Linked DNA regions of Mus musculus: region 2 is linked to region 1. The links are chromatin loops, found by intact Hi-C in ENCODE. Cell type or tissue: left cerebral cortex. All regions are shown on one strand. Each heading gives the region's core, and the rest is flanking DNA. Links, peaks and the distances in the headings are about the cores only.

Evidence for each region. Hi-C counts contacts between places; a loop is a spot of excess contacts. Peaks named below come from ENCODE experiments on the same cell type or tissue, not always from the same donor. Only the 100,000 strongest peaks of a DNase experiment are listed, where the experiment ranks them.
Region 2: a loop joins it to region 1, with 5 times the contacts of the local background. A loop is called at or near these places in 8 of 42 quality-filtered maps.

The regions. Positions count from the first base shown.
Region 1 is chr4:131,370,510-131,380,384 of GRCm38, forward strand. No RefSeq gene overlaps it. Among named protein-coding and RNA genes, the nearest start is that of Gm35634, 34 kb to the right of the region's middle. In left cerebral cortex, for the core only: a CTCF peak has its summit at 4,226 (motif pointing left); DNase peaks (open chromatin) are centred at 2,862, 4,152 and 5,750; H3K27ac peaks cover 485 bases.
Region 2 is chr4:130,954,893-130,964,767 of GRCm38, forward strand. It overlaps Matn1 (matrilin 1, cartilage matrix protein), which reads left to right. Exons shown (of 8, transcript NM_010769.2): 8 at 75-584. The coding sequence ends at 124. Among named protein-coding and RNA genes, the nearest start is that of Matn1, 15 kb to the left of the region's middle. In left cerebral cortex, for the core only: a CTCF peak has its summit at 5,412 (motif pointing right); a DNase peak (open chromatin) is centred at 5,404.

The sequences.
Region 1 (9,875 bases), core at 591-8,590:
GTTCTTCTGTGTGCTGGGGCCACAAGAGAGACAGACGGACATGACCTTGCCCTCCCGGGGGCTCATGTGAAGGGAGAGGGCAGTCCTTCGAAAGGTCCCTGGCTAATGTTCTGGGGAGGGCAGTGGCGGTGAGCAGAGGGAGGCCAGTAGCACAGAATGCAGGTGAGCCGGGCACAGAGATCGCCACTGCACGTAGCGTGTGCTCACAGGGATTCCCAGAGGAGCTAGCCTGAAGTTCAGTCCCAGGTAACCAGAAGGGAAAAGGAGGGGAGGGCTAAGGGGGTGCCAGTCCACTCAGGAAGAACAACAGAGCAGGCAGAGGACCAGAGTCTGCAGCCAGGAGAGAGTGGAGGGGTGAAGAAAAGAACAGAGGAAGGGCTGAGTGAGACTGGGAGGGGGGGGCGGGAGTGGGGAGGAGCAGGGGCCAGGTGATTCTAAAGGAAGCCTCAGAAGGTGGCAGACACTCCAGTCAGTAAAATGTGAAACAATTAATTTGGAGCAATCTCTTTAGATAAGTAGAACCCAGAGTTAGAAACTAAGTCAGCTGTCCAATTTGACATGTACTTAGAATGGAAAAGGAAATCACGGGAAATTATAGACTTCAAAAGCTGAAAAGTGCCAGGGCTGCCACACAATCGAGTCCATGCACACTCCCTTTAGTACTTTGTCCCAACGCCTGGGTCCCCTCTCCATGGATTACGTCCTCTGTGGCAGTGACTTTGTAACCGCACTTTCTGTAGAGAGGGTAGGAGATCGCTCAGGCTTGCCTGGAGCAGAGTTTGATGGAAATTGATTTTTTATTATTGATGGTTTAGAAATGCTTTATTTTCATCTTCGAAATTTGTTTTTGATAATGTCTCCTAAATCTTTAGAACTGCTGTCAAACCTGGGGAAATATCTATCAAGGACTTCATCCACATCGTGTGTGTGTGTGTGTGTGTGTGTGTGTGTGTGTGTGTGTGTGTGTGTGTGTGTGTGTGTTTGTGTGCGCGTGCGCGCGTGTGTGTTGATGTAGTAGATGTGAGCTTTAAAGTTGCTTGGGCAGACACAGACCCCAGTTCATCTTCCAATACACAAGTCTTGCTAACTTACTAACCCATGAGTGGTGCTACGGACCCTCCAAGGGCTCTAGAAGGACTCTAGAGAACAGTGGCTCCCACAGCTAAAGCTGCGTGGAAACTGATCTCTCCCTGTAGCGAGTTCTGTGGGGAGAGAGGTCACGGACTGCTCTGCAGACAGCAGACTACAGGTGGACCAGGAGCGCGGGGGTGGGGGGGGGCATTGGATCATCCAGATAGAGTGACAAAGAGGGAAAGGCGAAAAGCATCAACAATGTTTGAAGAGTGCTGGCCCGTGGAAGGGGCAGGGAGAACTCAAGGTCATTCAAGGACAAACTGCCTGCTGCCCCGCTTAGACCCTTCTTTGGTCTCCTTTCCTGGTTTTGATTGTGAGGTTCTAGGCCTGACCCACTCCCCTGACCCTGCCTTGCCCTTCATGCATGCCAGAAAGAGATCCTTGCTTGCCCCAAAGCTGGGAGAAGACCCAGGGAACCAGAGATTTCACTAACCGATATCTGCAACTCGGGATAGATGTTTGAGAGTGAATGAGTCCCAACAAGCTCCAATGAGAATGGTGGGATAGTTAGGTTGGGGGCCTGCACAGGACAGAAACTCCTCCCCCAAAGAGGCCAGGATCGGCCCTGCAGGAATCAGCACCAAACACACCAGAGGCAGGTGGAGCAGGCCTTCATGGCTGGAACCAGGCTTGGTGGTGGTAGACTGGGGATCAGTTCCAGGAACTAGAGAAATGTCAGAACTCCCAGCAAAATGAAATCTCACGCTGGGGCTAGGGTTCAGTGGTGGGGCCACTTGCAAAGCCCTGGGTTTAATCCCCAGAATGTGTGTATGTTTTGGTGGTGTATGTTAGATCTGGGGGGCGGGGGAGATGGTTAGAATCAAAGTTGAAACTCTCAATAAACAGTTACTGATAAGAAATGTGGAATCAAGAGATGAACGGCGAGCTGGTGCTTCTTAGGAGCCAAGTAAGGCAAGGGGTTAAGGAAAAGGAGTGCGCATGCGCAGAATCAACCCCAGGGAAACAGAAATCCCAGTTCGGAAGTCACTCAGATCAAAACAGAAAAGGACAGCGAGAGATAAAATTCCCACTCTTCCCCACCACGCAGCCTGGGCTCGGCCTCGCTTTCAGTGGCTCCTGCTCAGGGTCCTGAACAGCTGGCCTGCGCTGCAGTGGCCTGCAGAGATAAGATGAGCCCCGCCGGACCTCAGCTCCTGTGTACTGTTGAGCTTCAAACCCCGCTGACTTGGACCCGAGGTTAGAAATATTCCGCTTCTTGTGAGTGAGTGCCTCACCCTCCGTCAAAGGGCTTGGTGACAGTACAGAGTTCATGGGCAGGGACTTCAGAAGAAAATGACAATCTAAAAAAAAATCATTTGTTCCTTCCTTCCTTCCTTTTTGTGGTATGGGGACTCAAACCCGGGGCTTTGAGCAAGTTAGGTAGGTGCTCTGCCCTTGAGCTATGTCTCTATGGCTGTCTCTGTATCATCTCTATCTCTATCTCTATCTCTATCTCTATCTCTATCTCTATCTCTATCTCTATCTCTGTCTCATCTCTATCTAACACTAGCTATATCTCTTTTAATTTCTATTTTGAGACAGGGTCTCATTGTGTTATCCAGACTGGCTTTGAACTTATGACTCTTTTACCCCCCAGGCTCAGCTATGAGTACCTTTAGGAGCTCCACTAGATTCAGTTGACACAGATAAGTCTTTGGCTATTTCTGTCCCAGACCATGGTGTCATAGTCTACAGACAGACACTCCGCAGAGGAGGAAAGCCTGGTACCTCCCAGACTTGGCTGAGAAACATGTCCTGTTTAGTGTTGCCTCTCATTTTGGGAAGCTGAACACGGGTAACCATGGCAGCCCAACAGGCACTATATGCTTTCTTTGGATGCTCTTCAGAGTCCTAATAGGACAAGAATGTTCCCTAGGTCTCAAAGATATTAATAAAAGACGGGTTATAACTTTGCTCTCACTGTTTCTACTGGAGAATGCTGGGCACTGCAATAAAGTACCACTTACAAAAAAATCTGGGCCCAAAGGTGCTCTGTGGTCACGGTGCCCATATCAGCAACAAACGGGAAAAGTGTGTGTGTGTGTGTGTGTGTGTGTGTGTGTACCTGTGCATGTGTCTATGTGGTTTTCTTTTTTGTAAAACTGCTCATTCCCATCACACCCAAAAGGTATAAATTTAAGCTAATAAAACACATGTTGATTCAAAGGAAACATAAGAGACTAAACCAGTTATCTAAAAATCATTTGTTCACTAATTCATTCATTCATTCATTCATTCATTCATTTGTGATATGGGGGATGAGAATCGAACCCAGTGCACAAAAGACCAAAGAGGGAAGAGCCCTGAACTTGGGGGCACGAGGATGTAGCAGAGTCGCCATTTGAAGAGTCCACCATGTTCAGTCCGATGCACCAGACTGCACTTGCTGCTGCTGCTTCAAGCCAGGAAGACCCCTCTCCAGATGTGAGCACATCAGACAGAGACTATTCAAGCACAGCAGAAGAAATGCCACAGAGAAGATGGGCCCCGATGCATGGAGACTTGTCACAGATGTTGAAACAAGCTCATAGTGACCAGGTATGACCATGTAAGGTCTTCACTGTAGAGAAATGAGTGGTTTGAGAGAGTCACCCAAGATCATGTGACCGGCGAATAAAACTACCAGAATCTGAAGCAGGTGTGTCTACTTCCAAGTCCCTCTTCTTTCTCCTTGAGCTCATCACTTACTGTGTGACGTCATCCTGAGAGCGCACAGGGAGAACATCCCATGTGCCGTGTCACAGTTAGTTATGAGAGCCTGGTTTCACTAAGATGATGCCAGTGAGTCCCTGCAGGACCTGAATAGATCTGTACAGGGGCTCTTAGGAATGGCAAGTGCATTCCTTAAGGAAAGGCCCACGCAGAGGCCATGTTAGTTACTGTTCCGTCACTGTGATAAAACACCATGACCCAGAGCAACTTCTTCGTGGCATGGCAGCAGGAGCAGGAAGCTGAGAGATCACATCTTTAACAACAGCACAAAGCAGTAAGGGTGGGCTGGAGGAAAAGTGAGGTGCCCCCTCCCCACCCACATTTCCTCCAGCAAGACTTTGCCTTCTAAACCTTCTCAAACAGCGCCACCTACTGGGGACCAAGCATTTAAATGCCCGAGCCTTTGGGGGACTTTTTCTCATTTGGACCACCACAAATTCATGGCTATATGCAAGACAAAAATCAAAGGCTGTCACTGAGCATCTGCAGTCACTGGTGTCTGCAGTGTGCTGAGAATTCAGGAATACTGGATCACAGGGAGGTCAGGGCAAAGGGAGCCAGGGCTGAAGACAGGGAAGGATGCGTCTGAGAATAGAATGTTAGACGATGATCCTAAAGTAGAGAAATGCTCTTGGCCACAGGCTTGCCACCATGTGACAGCCCAGGTGCTGCTGCAGCCATCAGCAACAATGTGCAAGTGTACAACAGAGAGAATAACTGTACCAGGGCCAATGGGTGGCCTGGAGCCAGGACATGCAATAACTCTTTTCTTCTGACACTGTGTCTACAGGAGCTTGCCTGGAGTCTGTCTCTAAGGCCTTGCATTAATCTTAAAAAATGGCCAAGAGTGGAATTTATCTTTTAACAATATTCCACTCTTGCTTGCTGCTAGTGCCCAGGGCCTGTTGCCTGTCTGTTACTTACAGTGTCTGAAGATTGACGGCCACTGCACTCAACCCAAGAGCTGTTTAGTGGTCAAGGACAGGGTAGAAGACATCATCAGAGAGACAGAAAGATCAGCAGAAAACAAAGGAACAGAAACCAAAAGGATAGAAAGGGATGCCCAGAGAGTGGGGGTAAACATAGGATCACAAGACCAGGAAGGGAACCAAGAAGGCAGGGAGGCCAGGAGCCAAGGCCAAGGCAAGAATTTGCCAACATAGAGTGGTTGAAGAGAGGGTCTCAGTAGCAAGATGACCAGAAGCCCACATGAAAAAGAAACTAGCCCACCAGTGGGCTTAGCACAGACAGGTTCTGGGGGAGCCCCTGAATTTGAAACCTTATTAGCTACCAAAGCTCCCATTGCAAACCTCTGCTCCAGAGGGCCAACCTGACCTCTGCCATTGACCTTCCTGCCGGGCCCCCTGCCCACCTGTGCCTGGCTCACCTGACCATCACTGGCTGATCTGGCTCTCTAGGTTTAAGGTAGTATGGTGGATAGAGAGTCTCTACCCTCCACGGCTTCGGGCTGCAGCATCTTTCCCACGTGGTCCTTCTTTTCCCTCCTGCAATGTCAACTTGCTTCTCTGAGAAAAGATCCAAATGGAGGTTAAGGGAATCAAGTATGATTTAATCCCGTTTAAAGGTAACTAGGAGCACATGGGTGTAACAGGCCCAACTGTTCTGATCCCAGCTCTCTCTTGTCCTGCCTCCTCCTCCTCCTCCTCCTCCTCCTCCTCCTCCTCCTCCTCCTCCTCCTCCTCCTCCTCCACCTCTTCTCCCTCCTCCTTCTCCTCTTTCTCTACCTCTTCCTCTCCTCCCTGCTCCTCCAAAGACACCCAGGATGCTCCTGAAAAGAAGGGAATACCATCTGCTAGGTGTATTTCAGAAACTGTGCCTGGGGGATCCGGCAAGGCAAGAAATGAGGCGCACTAAACTTAGCACAGGGCTAGGGGGAAGGAACTCTGTGTTCTCATGCCAGGTCCAGGTCTAGAAGGCTGGGGAGCAAGTGACTGCACCTGCTCACTGTTCACAGGGCCTAGTAGCCTGAGGAGGAGGCACTCTCCAGGGCCAGCCCTCAGCTCACATCAGAGTCAATGCTAATCCAGTCACCCAGCAAAGCAGCTTCAGTGCTGTAAGGGAGGGGCCCCAGGCAGCTGAAGCCCAGGGCAGCTTTTCGTAGCAATATTATAATTTTCAATTCCGAGACATGCTTTAACATTCTACAGTAAGATGTACCTTTTGATTGACCTAGACATTTAATCTCATCTTTCTCTTGTTTTCTTTCTTCTCCCACCACCCCCACCCCATCCCCAAAAGCTGTTATTAAGTTGATGGTCTATTTTCTGATAGCTTCTTACAGTAAAAGCAAGTAGACTCAGCATGACAAATACTGTGAGCAGCAGTCCTAAGCATACGAAGTACCCAGCATGAGTATCTACAGTGTCTTATGTCACATCAGAAAAATTAAGTCTCAGAGAGGTACAGAAACTCACTAGCAGTCTCACAGTAAATGTGCAGGGGTTGGGGTCAGAAAGCATTAGAGCAATCTTACTACCTTCACTCTGTGGGTCAGAGTACCATCTCCGGGGCTACTGTGCCTATAGGTTCTAGCACTAGTTAAAGAGAGTGTTTTCGATCTCCAGGCCTGGGTGGAATAGCCAGAGACAGGGCACCTAGTCAGCCATTGGTGCACACCAATAGGTGTTCCCAGATGGAATTTGGTCACAACTGGCGGCCCTAAAACACATTCTGCTGCTGGCTTCCCTCCTCCTGCCAGCTCTGACCAGAGAGAGGCAGTAAAAGGCTTGGGTATCCAGGTCTCAGCTGGGAGGCCAAGGTCGAGGAATGGGGCAACAGGTATGAGTGCAAGGGGTGGCTTTCCCTAGAAAACTGTTCTGGCTAGCCTTTTCCAGAAGCCTCTTCTCTGCGGATGATGGATGGCCCTCTGAGCGACAGCAGGTACGTGCTTCACAGGGACACATCAGCCCAAAGACCCATAATGCTTCTTGAAGTCTATCTACTGACCACAGGGCAGAGAAACTGGTGAGGGACCCTAAAGACCCCAATACAGGGAAGCAGCTGGGGCGACTACTGGACTTGCCGGCACAGTACATCTATAGTCAGAGCCATGTTGACCCCAAGCACTGTAGTCAGGCCCTGTGTTCTTTTGGGTGGGAGACTCTTGTGTCTAAGGGCAGGCTTAGAAGTTAGTAGAGTCCAGTAAAGCACAGAAGAGCCTGTGCTGATGTTAATTAGCTCTGTGATCGTGATGTGTCATCTCACCTTTATTAACCACCATTTGTCTGTAACTCAGAAAAATAATAGTTGTTTTGTATATAGCATAGAGCTCACACCCTGAGCATAGTATGTGATCAGGATATTTTTGACTTGTTACTCTGAAGCCATCCACCATGGAGTTAAAAGGAGCCCTTCCTTCTCCAGAGGAGGAAACTGAGACCCAGTGCTGAAAGCCTGCTCTGACATCCCGGGAGCTGGGGAAAGCAGGGGGTTATGGCATCTGTGACTGGGGTTGGTGCTATAGCAGCCGATGCCACTCTCCCACCCCCTGACTGTTGACAGCAGAGGGTGATTTACAGGGTCAGCACTGCTGATGGAACAAAACTTAATTATCTGGGGCTGGCAAGAATGCCTGGTGACAAACTCTGAGCGCTTAACTCTTAAGAGGCTGCTCAGAAAGAAAAGGATAGAGAGAAGGTAGTGCACACACACACACACACACACACACACAGGAGCACACACACACACGTGTGTATATGCGCTCCAGGTCCAACTACCTTTTTCATCAATTTCACAAGTGCGCAACAATACTTATATACATATACACATATGTATGTATGCACACACATATAGACAGACATATAGGCATATAGACTCTTTATTTTTTTTCTTTCAGCCTTTTTATACCTTCTTAGAAATTCTTCATATAATTACCTCACAGACAAAACATTACACAAAACATTACACAAAAGGGGAGTTACAGAAAGATGTCAATAGTCAGTTCAAAGCAGTGCTTTGTTCTACAAGCTCATTATAAGTTCAAAGCAACAGTTCCCCATGGCCTTGCTTTATTATAGTGCACACCTGTGGCTTCATCCTTGGACCTGGCCTAGGATGAATGGTTTTCCTTGATCACAAATCTGTCCAAAGCCCATTTCTCTTCTTAGTGCAATATACGAAAGCTCACTGTATTTTTTACTATGCAGCCCTTACTTACTATTCTATTCTAGGAGGGGGCACATTCTATTCTTGACTCTAGTTTTATTACATCTTTCTGACAAAACAACTAAAACCACCTCCTTAAACTTTCTTCTTAAAAGTATTTGAATCATTTCTATAGTCATTAATTCATGTAAACAGCATTAATTTGTGAAAGTTCATCTTCATGTTGATCTGCAGGACATTTGTCCAGTAGGGTGGCTGTCATCCAGGAAGTGATCACAGCAGCTATAGGCAGTGAGGGTTCTCCTGGTGTCCACTCACACCAAGCCACATAAATGAGGAATATGGCAATGATCAACATGAGGAAGGACACCAATAGCCAGAAGCGATCCTTGGATGAAGTCTCTGGTTCTGTTTCTTACCAGAGGACACCCATGGCAGCAGAACAAGATGGTGAGCTGTCTCCAGGGAGCTCACTTGTCCACCCAGCTCCTCCTGCATGGCATCCACCAGCCCAGGAAAAATAAACGACTTGACCAAGGTCACAAGCAAATTTCTGACAGGCTTGGGGTTACAAGTCCAAGTGCCTTGATGTCCAGACAAGTTCTGCACAGTCACAGGCTTATGTGGGTGTGGCCCTGGCTCTGTCTGAGTGAACCCTTCTGGTCTGATGGGGATGGGTGGACTCTAAGTTGGATGGTGCAGGGGAACAGAATGGGATGTAGCTGAATTCTTTAAATTTGCATCCTTTGGGGGATCCTGCCCCCCTGTTAGTGACCAGTGTGAGGGTCACAGGTAGCTGAATAGAGAGGTGCCTCTGAAGAGGTGAAGACTAGATCAATAGGAGCTACGGAGAGCAAGATATGGGGAGAGGCCTTGGCAAGCTTCCTAATAAGCTCCCAGGGCTACAAACAGTAAGTCAAAGCTGAGATCATGTGTCCTCTCTAAGTCACTAGAGCCAGAGGGAGACTTGACCTTCCAGTCAGAGAATGTAGCCTGTTCCCACCACAGCCACCTCTGCAGCTGACAACATCAATATGGGGACATCAATAGGGACACTCAACTCATAGATGATGTACAGTAGACAGTGGACAGTGAAGCCATGAGTGGGCAGGCTTGGGGAAACCTGACCCCAGCGTGGCCTTCCACTTCTGCACTCTGGTTTTCCCAGGGGAACTCTCGCTGTTCAATCTGACTCCTTCCGGAGAAGATTAGGGCTGCTGGATTGAGTCAAACGGGAAAAATTGGGATCCTAACCTGCCATAGGCTAAAAATGCCAGGAAGCAGTGTCCTCCGGGACTGTCACTCAGGCATCAGATTCCCAGAGGGGATGACCGCACAGAGAAGCTGATGTGAGCTCCATTGTTACTCATATGTATATGCGTGTGCACACACATATAGACACTCTCATGCATGCACACGCGTTTGCACATACACATACATGTTGCCTGAGCTCAATTGTCTGTTTTCAATGGAGCAGGTGGGTAGCAGCTGGGATCTGCCCTCTCTGGAGAGACGCTTGTCTTCTTTCTGTTTGTGTTAGCCATTGTCTCATAGATGGAGCACAGTGTCTGACAGAGGCAATTTTATAGAGAAAAGGTTCACTTTGGCTCATGGGTTTGGAAGATGCAATTCACCACAGTGGCTGGAATGGCTCTATCCATGTTGGCAAGAGCTTGCTGCACAGCCAGTTCACATCTTGGTGAATGAAGAGGGAGTGGGATCAGAAACATGGCTGGTGTATAACCTTCAAAGACCCAGCTCAGTGACTCACCTCATCACCCAGACCCCACAACCTGCCACCACCAAGACATGATCCTGTAGGGACATTTCTCATCCAGCCCAAGATAACTGCTCTGTGCCCAGCCCCGCCCACCCTGCAGAGCCCTTCCCCCAGCCCCGCCCAC
Region 2 (9,875 bases), core at 884-8,883, 420 kb before region 1:
GGCTCCTGGGAGAAAACTGGAAACCATCACTCTCAGTCCTGGCCGCGTGCACCCGCCCTTAACTCCATGTCTACTGGAAGCTGTGAGCGGGCGGCTGGCTGTCCTGGAGAACAGAATCATCTAAGAACTCTGGTGGCCTGGCCACTTCCCACCCAATGCACAGTTCTTAGTGTCCTGGGAATGCCCCCTGTAGCTGGAGTTAGTCTGGTTTTGCTGCTTTAGCAAGGGAACCTGCGGAGGACGGCTGCAGGTCTCCCCAGCTGTCCTGGGGCTGGGAGCAGGAGGGGACACATGCTTGTGTCTGCTGGGAGTGTGTTATGATGGTGCCTGTGAGCATGTGTGTGCCTGATGGTGATCATGTGTGTTTCAGAGCAAGGGTGTGTGCACAGGTGAGAACGCAGGGAAGAGGTGTGTGAGCGACTGCGTTCGTTATTTTTCCAACCTAAAGCTTAATATATTCCTGTTTTTTTTTTCCTCCAGTTAATTCTTTACCCAGTCAGTTCTTTACTCTGAGAGATTTTTTTTTTGTTTGTTTCTTGAGAAAAAAATAAAAACAATTAAATGTGGTTCGCTGTACACCCTGGATGGAATTAGTGGTGGTGACTGGGGACCGGGAGGAAGGAAGATGCAGATGTGGGTTCACACACGGGGATGCTGTGATGGAGTGGCTGTGGGGACAGTGATGTGTTGCTGATGAAGGTGACAGTAGCCACACCAAGACCTCATGCCCTGCCTGCAGAGCCTCAGGTTCATCCCTGTGTCCTCAGTCAGCACTCCCAGTAACCAACCGAGAAGGCTCACCCAGTGCCCCCAGGTTAGGAATGGGAAGGCTGAGCGGTGGCGAAATCCCCGTCTGTGAGTTGGTCCTTGCATCAGGACTTGGGGACAGCAAAAGAATGTGTTTTTTCGGGGGTGGGTGGAGGTACCAGTTAAGAATCATCTGCTCAGGCATTCATTTCTCAGGTATTAAGTGTGTACCCAGACTCCATATAAGGCAGGACAGGGATGGTGGCCTTGAGAGGGACTTGGTGTCTTTACAGAGTCTTCACGTCAACGCCTGGACCTAGCTGGAGAGGAGTCTGGCTTTAGGTGCCAAGGTCTGTGTCTCTCCAGGGTATCTGGGAACCCTGGGGTGGGTGCATTCCAAGTCGGGCTGATGGGGAGGTCCGCCGAGCCTGGGTCGGCCTGGATCTCTTTGTGTTGTCTGCTTCTTTGGAAACTCCATCTTCTTGTGTGTCCCACAATTATAATAGCAACCCAGTATAGACACACATGCCTGATCCCTGTCCCATGGCTGCTTTCCTGGGGTCAGCCAGCAGCGCTCTGAGCTCCAGTCCTTTCTTCACTGACCTGGGGGTGGAAGCTCCCCCTCCTCTGGCTCCCAGATCCTGGCTTCTGTACCTCTCCCCTACCTGGTGACTTGATAAGGCCTGTTCTCAGCCGTGGAAAGGAAATCCGAGCCCTGTAGCCTGGCCTAACAACAACGTAGAGGGACATTCTCCAGCCTCAGCAACTCCCCTGGGCCTCTGTGACTGACTGGCCTGTACAGGCTGGACTTCTGGGGCCTCTCGTATGGGCCAGGAGACTACCCCTGCATGTGCACTTTGGCTTGCCCAGTGTCTGTTCCTTATGGGAAACACAGTGCCCTTGTGTTGGGGGACTTGCCAGCAGAGCCCTCTGGCTTTTCACACGATGCCTGTGCTCAGGGCTTCTGGAGAGTGGATGGCAGGGTTTGGAAGCTGCAGTTTCTCTAGGATAGCCTTGTCTATGTTCCTTGCTGCGCCACCCTGCTGATCCCAGGGCTCAGGTATCAAGGAGAATCGAGTATGGAGTCTTTTGGGACAGTGGCTGTCTCCACAACTCAGTCATTCAACAAATGTAGCGGACCCAGGCCAGCTGTGGGGAGAATGAAGCCGAAAGGAAGAGCCTCACTTTGCCAATGTTGTGTGATCCTGGACCAATTATGGGTCTTGGGCCCTCCTCGGTGAAATGGAGAGATGCTCAAGGCCCCTTTAAAGAGCCCTAAACTGAAGCAAACAAGTAGAGAAGTACCCGTGGGCACTGCCCGTTAGAGAGGCCACCAGGCCCTGAGTATCCAGGAAGTGTCTCCCAGGGAGGCACGGGTAGAGGGTTTAGGATCCCAGGGTGTGAATCTCCTTCCAGCATCCTTGGCTATTCGCTGGGGCCCTGCGTCCTCTCACAAGATACCCAGGCCCAGGGCTTCCAGAGAGGCAAGGGCTGGGTAATCTTGGGTAGGACCTGCTGGACACATATAGGTTTATAAGGAGAGGGTTGAAGAGCCTTGGCAGCCAGGCAAAGCCCTTTGAGGACCCAGGGTCTGAGGCACCTGAGGGAGAGGGTGGGGCTTGGTGGAAGGAGAGCAGAGGAGCCCGGTTCATAAAGCAGCTCTCCCGTATTGCCAGGCTCATTCATGCACGCATTTCACATTAGTGAAGCCACGCGGAAGGCAGCATGCACACTGGGTGCTTGGGATAAGATGGAAAATGCCCCGTGGCCTCTGATATTTTTCACTTACGGTGCTGGGGAAGGGCCACAGGCATGAGAAAGAACCATGTGGAGATGCTAGCCAGGATTGGAGAGGAGAGCAGGCTGTGGCAGGGGTCGGAGGCTCCCGTGTCCGGGGAAGCCTGGGGCTGAGATGGTGAAGGCATCCGGGCTCAGCATTGACATAGGCAGGGAAGGTGAGAAGAATAAGCAGAGGCAGGGACAAGCATGTGGAAAGTCCTGGGGTGGGATAGCAGGCTGGAGTAAGCTCCACAGGGCCAGCGGGAAGCCAGGGCCCAGGAGGGGCTTGAGAGACTGTGTACTGGTTGCCTTGAACTGGTCTTGAATTTTGGGTTTAATCCAGAGGGTGGTCAGAAGCCGTCAGGACTTTTAGGTGAGGGAGAGACTCTTACACGCGTTCGCTTTGGCACATGCGCAGATTATTTGTTTACCACTTAGAACACAGGATGTCAGCGCCATCTTGCAACGGCGAATGTGAGGGCGGCTTCCTACAAGAGACGTTGCCAGGTCCCTCTTGTACAAGTGTGACTTGGTACGCCTCCCTTAAACAAGAGATGCAGTTGGAGGTGGACGGGATCCAGTATCCACGTCTAGGGAAGGACGGTGACTTTGAAGCTGGACCCGCTGTCCTGCCGGATCCCAGGCAAGGCTGTTGGCAGAAAGCATTGAGACCCCTGGGCTAGGCTTGGACCTTTGATTGCAGGGAGAGCAGGGAAGCCACTCACAAGCTGTCCCACCACCCCAGGGAGGCAGAATTTATGTCCTTATTCTGGGGTCGTACGGGACTCATCCAGGTGAGTTCAGAAGTGGGGAGTTCTAGTTTACCCAGCACTGATGCAGGAACAAGGCACATCACCCCTCAGCACACAGGATGGGCTCAGCAGACTTAAGGGTCACCCTAATTCTTAGGAGCAGGTTCACAGCTGGACTAGGCTGTTCTTTGAAGAGCAGCTGTTCCCCCGTGCCCCTCCCCCATGCCGGAGGACCAGGTTGTTCACAGGGAGTGAGGACCCCAGTAAGCAGACAGCAGGGTAGAGGGCACACAGTCAGGGAAACTGACAAGGTCCAGTGCCAGGAGGGGCCAGAGAGCAAAGGTCAGGAGAGGCATGAGGCAAGAGCTTCGCTTGGTGTGAGACCATAACTGCCCCCAGACCCAACAAATGGAGTGCTTATGAGTGTGCGTGTGCGTGTGCGTGTGCGTGTGTGTGTGTGTGTGTGTGCATGTGTGTGTGTGTGCTTGCAGTAGGCTGCTCCAGGAGGAAGAATTTTTGCAGCAGAAGACTTTGGGAAGCAGATGGGGGAGGCAGCTGGCCAGTTTCTCAGGAGTCCATCTCAGGCCCTGGAGGTTGGGACAGATGATCAGTGCTCTGGATTGCTGATGACAAGAATTTTAGCTAAGAAAGTATCTGAGGGGGTCTATGCCTGAAGGCCCTATGTTCAGCGATGTTATTGGGCCCCATCTTTCTTTGCCTTTGGCTCTGGTCTCCATTCTGATTGGACACTTCCTGCGTGGGGAGGGCTCTCCCCAAGATGCCAAAGGCTCTGTAGGTTTGAAACTCCTTCAAGATCCAAGTTCACAGGGGTTGGCTTCGTTGACTCCGACTGGGCACTCTGCCTATCCTTGAGCTATCACTGTAATCAGGAACTCCATGCTCTGGCTGGCCAGCCAGGTCTGGGACTCTGTTCATTTGTATAGTAGGGAGAAGTGAGTGTGTGTGTGGGTCAGAGACAAAAGTTGTCTTAGGATGGAAGAGCTAGGCAATGGTTCCACGAGGAGGAGAGGCTGTCACCACATGCCAAGGCAGGGCACTTGGAGGGCAGAAGCCACAGATGTCCCTGATGTGTGGGGATGGGGACCCTGTGTGGTTCATTTCCTGTGTGGTTTTTTTAGAACCTGCCCTTTCACCTTGTGTTCCAATGGGTAAAGCATCAGCTTCGTGGGTTTTCCTGCTCTAAATCCTGGCACTAACTTATCTCTCTTCTCCCCAAGTTTGCTTCAGGTCTTGGTAACAGCCCCCCCTTGTCTCTCCCTGCCTCTCTCCAATCCAGATTTGATTAACCCAAGGCTATAAACAAATCTCAGAACCATGGAACCCAAGCGACTTCCAGGCAGCCAGGGTCTATCTATTCCCACAATTTTTTTTAAACTGAATTTCACATAGACACACAGGACTAAACTAATCAGGATTTTGCAAAAAGAAAAAAAAAAAACGTCTTTCTTTCCTTGGGCAACAGTGGGATCTCCCGGCCCCGGAGCACGAGGCTAACCAGGTTTCCGAGTCTTGTTTGCATAATGCAATTGGTTACAGGATTTGGCAGGGAGGAGGGTGGCAGGCCTTGAGCAGGATTCCTTCGTGTGTCACCTCTTGTTAATTACATGGTTCCCTCCTGGGTCCACAGCTTTTGAAATGAAACAGGAGGCACGCAGAACCCCAGTCCCACGGCTGTCCCAGAGGCCTGTGAGATTAACACAAAAGAGGACGGGGGCCTGGATCTGGAGAGAGTGTAGCTGGTGAAAGGCTTGCCTAGCTGCACAGGAAGCCCTGGGTCCATCTCTAGCACTGAATACATTCCGAGTGTGATGTCAAGTGAGTGGGAGTCTAGTACTTGGGAGGTGGAGGCAGGGGGATTTGAAGTTCAAGGTCATCCTTGCCAACATATCAACTTTGGGTTTGGGGATGGAACTAGACCTACGACGCTGTAACAGAAGTAAAACAGCCTGCAGGGTGCAGTGAGCACTGTTGTCTCTCCCCACCAGCTCCTCCCCCCAGCTCAGAGAGGTCAAACAACAGACTCCAAACTGCACAGCAAGAAGCTAGACAAATGTGATCCTATGATTGCAGGGTCTGGAGCTGCTATGGAGAATCTGGCCACCAGGTGGCGCCATCAGCTCAGGAATGGGGCTGTCCGACCAGGGAGGACCCTTCAGCGAGAGCTCTTTCAGCTGAGTTCTGTCCTGACACTGAAGGCACCTGTCGCACCTAACCTCTTTACTCCCTAAGGTTCCTGAGGGGATAGTGCTATTTCTGAAGTCTCTCCGTGGCCGCAGGTCTCCTCAGAGGCATCCAGCCCTCTCCTTCCCATCTCTCCCAAGCTCTAAGAGGTGTCTCAGGTCCAGGCCAGATGTGTCTCCATGTCCCTGGGTCTGTCCCACGTCACTGCAAATTTAACATTTATCCCTAAATGCTGAGGTGAGGTGGTGTCCAAGAGGCAGTGTCTCAAGGATCACAAATCTCAGCCCCAAGTCCTGGTGTGAGACAGCACTGTCCCTGGTGTGACTGAGAGACAGAGGCGCCTGCCCGCCTTGTTTCCTGGCCCTTCCGTAGTAGTAACAGGAAGTGGCTTATAAATGGCCATTTATAGTAGTTTACAATACACAGTATATAGTAAAATATATACTAGATTTATATAGCCACGTGCAATGATATACAGTATAAATGTAATAGAAACACAGACAGATATACAACAGAAATAAATATAATGTTCAGTGTCACAGAACAGCCTGCTCATGATGCATTTCCATAAATATAATTAGCGGGCATAAACTGACGAATAGCTGTTCTGCTCGCCGAGCGTTGCTCTAGGAAACGCTAATCTCATTTGTTCCTGAGATCCTCTGAGTGGGACGTCTCTGTCTCACAGGAGGGTCAGTGGGGCTCTAGGTGGGTGGGGGTGGGGAGAGATGGAACACGGTAGCGGTTCCCGTATTTGAACCCATGCCTGTCAGCTTCCTGGTTTGGTTGTCCCATCCCTGCTGGCTCTGCCCCTGGGCCTGCTCCAGCTTGGCCATGTCCAGTCAGGCCCCTCACTGTTCATAGCTTCATTCCTTCCTTATCCTGTATGCTGGCACTGCTGTAGGAGGGAGGTGGCCACCCTGCAGGATTTTCTCATTTTCCAGTATTAGACTACTCCACGTGGTTTCCTGTGTTAATTCTAGGCAGGATTCTGGGGACAGTAGGTCTCCCCCCCCCCTACACTCTACCCCATCTCTGTCCTGTGGGTGATGCAAATAGGGGCTCTGACTGCCAGGAGCTGAAGTGTTGAGGTACCTGCATCCCATTATCAGGGGCCACTGTGGCCATTCTTACTCATTTCCCCAAGAGGCCTTAATTCATGTGGCTTGTGCTCAGTTGACCCAAGCCAGGAGTAGCAGCAAAGATGGAGCCTTCCCAAGCAAAAGAGGAACCTGGCTGACCTGGGCTGTGCTGGGCCGGAGAGGGCAAACCTACCTACCTGCCACGTACTCCCCCCTCCCTCATCTCCTCTGCTCTCCCTCCTCCCAGGCACATTCCCTCCTCCCAGTTTTCTCTGTCCCTTACCCCTCCCAGTTTTTTATTTTCTCTTTCCTCCTCCCAGGAGGTGGGTTGCTCACCAGGGATAGGAGAAGGAGTCTGGGTCAGGCATGGGCAAACATTTCCTATTTTTCTATTTTACCAGCCATGTATTTATTTTAATGGGCATCAGAGAAAAACCCCATAAGCAATTAGCACATCAAGGCTTTATTTCATGGACATTACTGCTCAGGGTGAGGCAAATTGGAAAACGAGCCCATTTCAGGTTTAAAGGGACCACAAAGTGATGTATACGGGGGCTGGGTGGTGGGAAACAGGGAAGAGAGCTTGGGGCGGGGGTGCGCTGGAGATGTCTGTGCTTCCTCAAGACAAGTGACCCGAATTCATCCTGGTTCTGTCTATGACCAAAGGCCCTGGGCAAGTCTTTTACCTCCGTGAGCCTCAGTTTCCTTCTCTGTCACGTGGGACAGTGGTAGCAGTTTGTAGGTGTGGCAAGGGTTGCATGTGAGGAGGTGGAGTGCTGACAGAGCTTGACAGGAGGCAGCTTGGGGGCAGTGGAGGTAGCTTATTGTCCTGCTCTGGTGAGGTCACCCACGGCTTCCTTTGAGGATGGGATTTGGGACTCAGTACTCATTCTCTGCAGAGTGTGCCCGAGCAGTCCCCACCGGGACCCCTCGGAACCCCACACTCTGGGTGCAGGGTCCACTTTTCATCTTCTGGGTTGGTGACACAGTAGGCTGAGGCCACAAGGCTCACTGCACAGGGATGTGACTGTGAGGAACAATCAGAAAGGATAGGTCAGCTCCCAAGATGCGGGCGGCCTTTAGCCTATGGGAGGAGTTTGTCCTCCTGTCAAGATCTGTTGGTGAGTGGGTGTGGGTGAGGATGTGGTGGAATCTCTGGGTCTGTGAACCAGCTCTGAGTACCACCATCTACCCACCATTTGTCTGTCCATCCATCCATCCATCCATCCACCCATCCATCCACCCATCCACCTCACCCATTTATTCATCTATCTGTCCATCCATGTGTCTATTCATCTGCCTATTCATCCATCATCTACCATTCATCTCTTCATTCACTGTCTACTCATCCATCTGTAATCTATCCACAATCCATCCATCCATCTGTCTGTCTGCCTGTCTGTCCATCTGTCTGTCCATCCATCCATCCATCCATCCATCCATCTATCCATCTACCCATCATCTACTCACCACCCACTCATTCACCATCTACCTACCATCCATTTGTCTGTCTGTCTGTCTGTCTGTCTGTCCACTCATCCATCTGTCCATCAATCCATCTATCCACCCATTATCTACACACCACCCACTCATTCACCATTTACCCACTATCTAACCAACTACTCATTTACACATGTGTCACTCACTCATCATTTATCCACCTATCCACCATTCACCATTTACCCACTATCCATCTATCTGTCATCTACCTGTCTATCTATCTATCTATCTATCTATCTATCTATCTATCCATCCATCCATCCACCCACCCACTCACCATCAATTCCCCATCCATTCATCCATCTATCTTTCCATCCATCAAATCTAACTACCATCTGTTCGTCCATCATCCTCCTGCCCACCATCCATCCATTCGTCCCCTATCCAGTCAACACCTACTGATTCTCTTTCTCCATCCAGTCACCCATCTATACATTATTATTCCATTGGTCCACATATCCATCCATCTTTCCATCCTCCATTTTCTATCCTCAATCGACGGGGTTAATAGAAGGATTGAAAGAAGGAGGAAGTGATGGAGAGATGGATAGGGATACAGGGACAGTGAATGGGAGGAGAGATGAAGGGATGAAGGAGGAGATGGATAGATAGAGGGAGGGAAAGAGTCATGACAGAGCCAGGAGATTCTGAGTAGGCATGTGTACTGGTGGAAGTCCTGACCTGATTAGCCTTTATTCCAGACTCACCTGTCACTGGATGGTGACATGTCTGGCACACAGGAACCATTTAAACTCTCATCCATCTGGTGTGTGTGTGTGTAGATTAGCATTCTTCACGTAAAAGATGAGAAAGCAGAGGCTGACGGGCCACACATCTCAGGAGGGCAGTGTCATGGTTTGAGCCTCAGTTTCTCCATCCTCACATCTCAGGAGGGTAGTGTCATGGTTTGAGCCTCAGTTTCTCCATCCTCACATCTCAGGAGGGTAGTGTCATGGTTTGAGCCTCAGTTTCTCCATCCTCACATCTCAGGAGGGCAGTGTTATGGTTTGAGCCTCAGTTTCTCCATCCTCACATCTCAGGAGGGCAGTGTTATGGTTCGAGCCTCAGTTTCTCCATCCTCACATCTCAGGAGGGCAGTGTCATGGTTTGAGCCTCGGTTTCTCCGTCCCCACCCCCTCTTTCCTATTCATCTGCCTGATGGGGCTAGCAGCTGCTGGTCATCTCCTGTCTGTGGTTACTAAGGATCATGGACCATCAAAAGCTGGACAGGTCTGAGTAGAACCTTGGCCTTGCCACCAAACAGCTGGTGATGGGCAAACCATATGCCAGCAGACATTCAGTTTTCTCCTCTGAAAAATGGGACCATGTCGTGAGGGTTAGTGTGACACGATATGGATGTGTGCCCCACTACAGCACCTGGTGACAGGTAAGGCTCAAAGGGCAATCTCCTCCCACTCTTCAATTTCCCGGCTCCCCTCTCCTTCAAGGTCTCCAAAGTGCAAGTTTTTCCAAATTCTCTGGGACCCTACAAGGCTCAGGGGCCTGAGAACTGCCCATTTGCTGCAACCAAGAGCTGCCTCTGCCACCTCTGGCTGTGCTGTGACCGTACCAGCCTTGGTGTCCTGGAGCTTGGAGCATAAGGAGGTCACAAGGCTCTTTCTTATCTGTCCCCTGGTGGCTCTGGCTGAACAGACATGTCCTCCGAAAGGTAGCTGTGAGTCTGGGCACAGAGCTCATGGCTGGTCCTGCCATGGCCATGACCATATAAGAAGCCCTTGTGTCTATCCCAGAGGAGGTAGTGGTTTTGAGAGCTGTGTGGCTGGTTGGGCTGGGATGACCTGGCCCCTTAGAT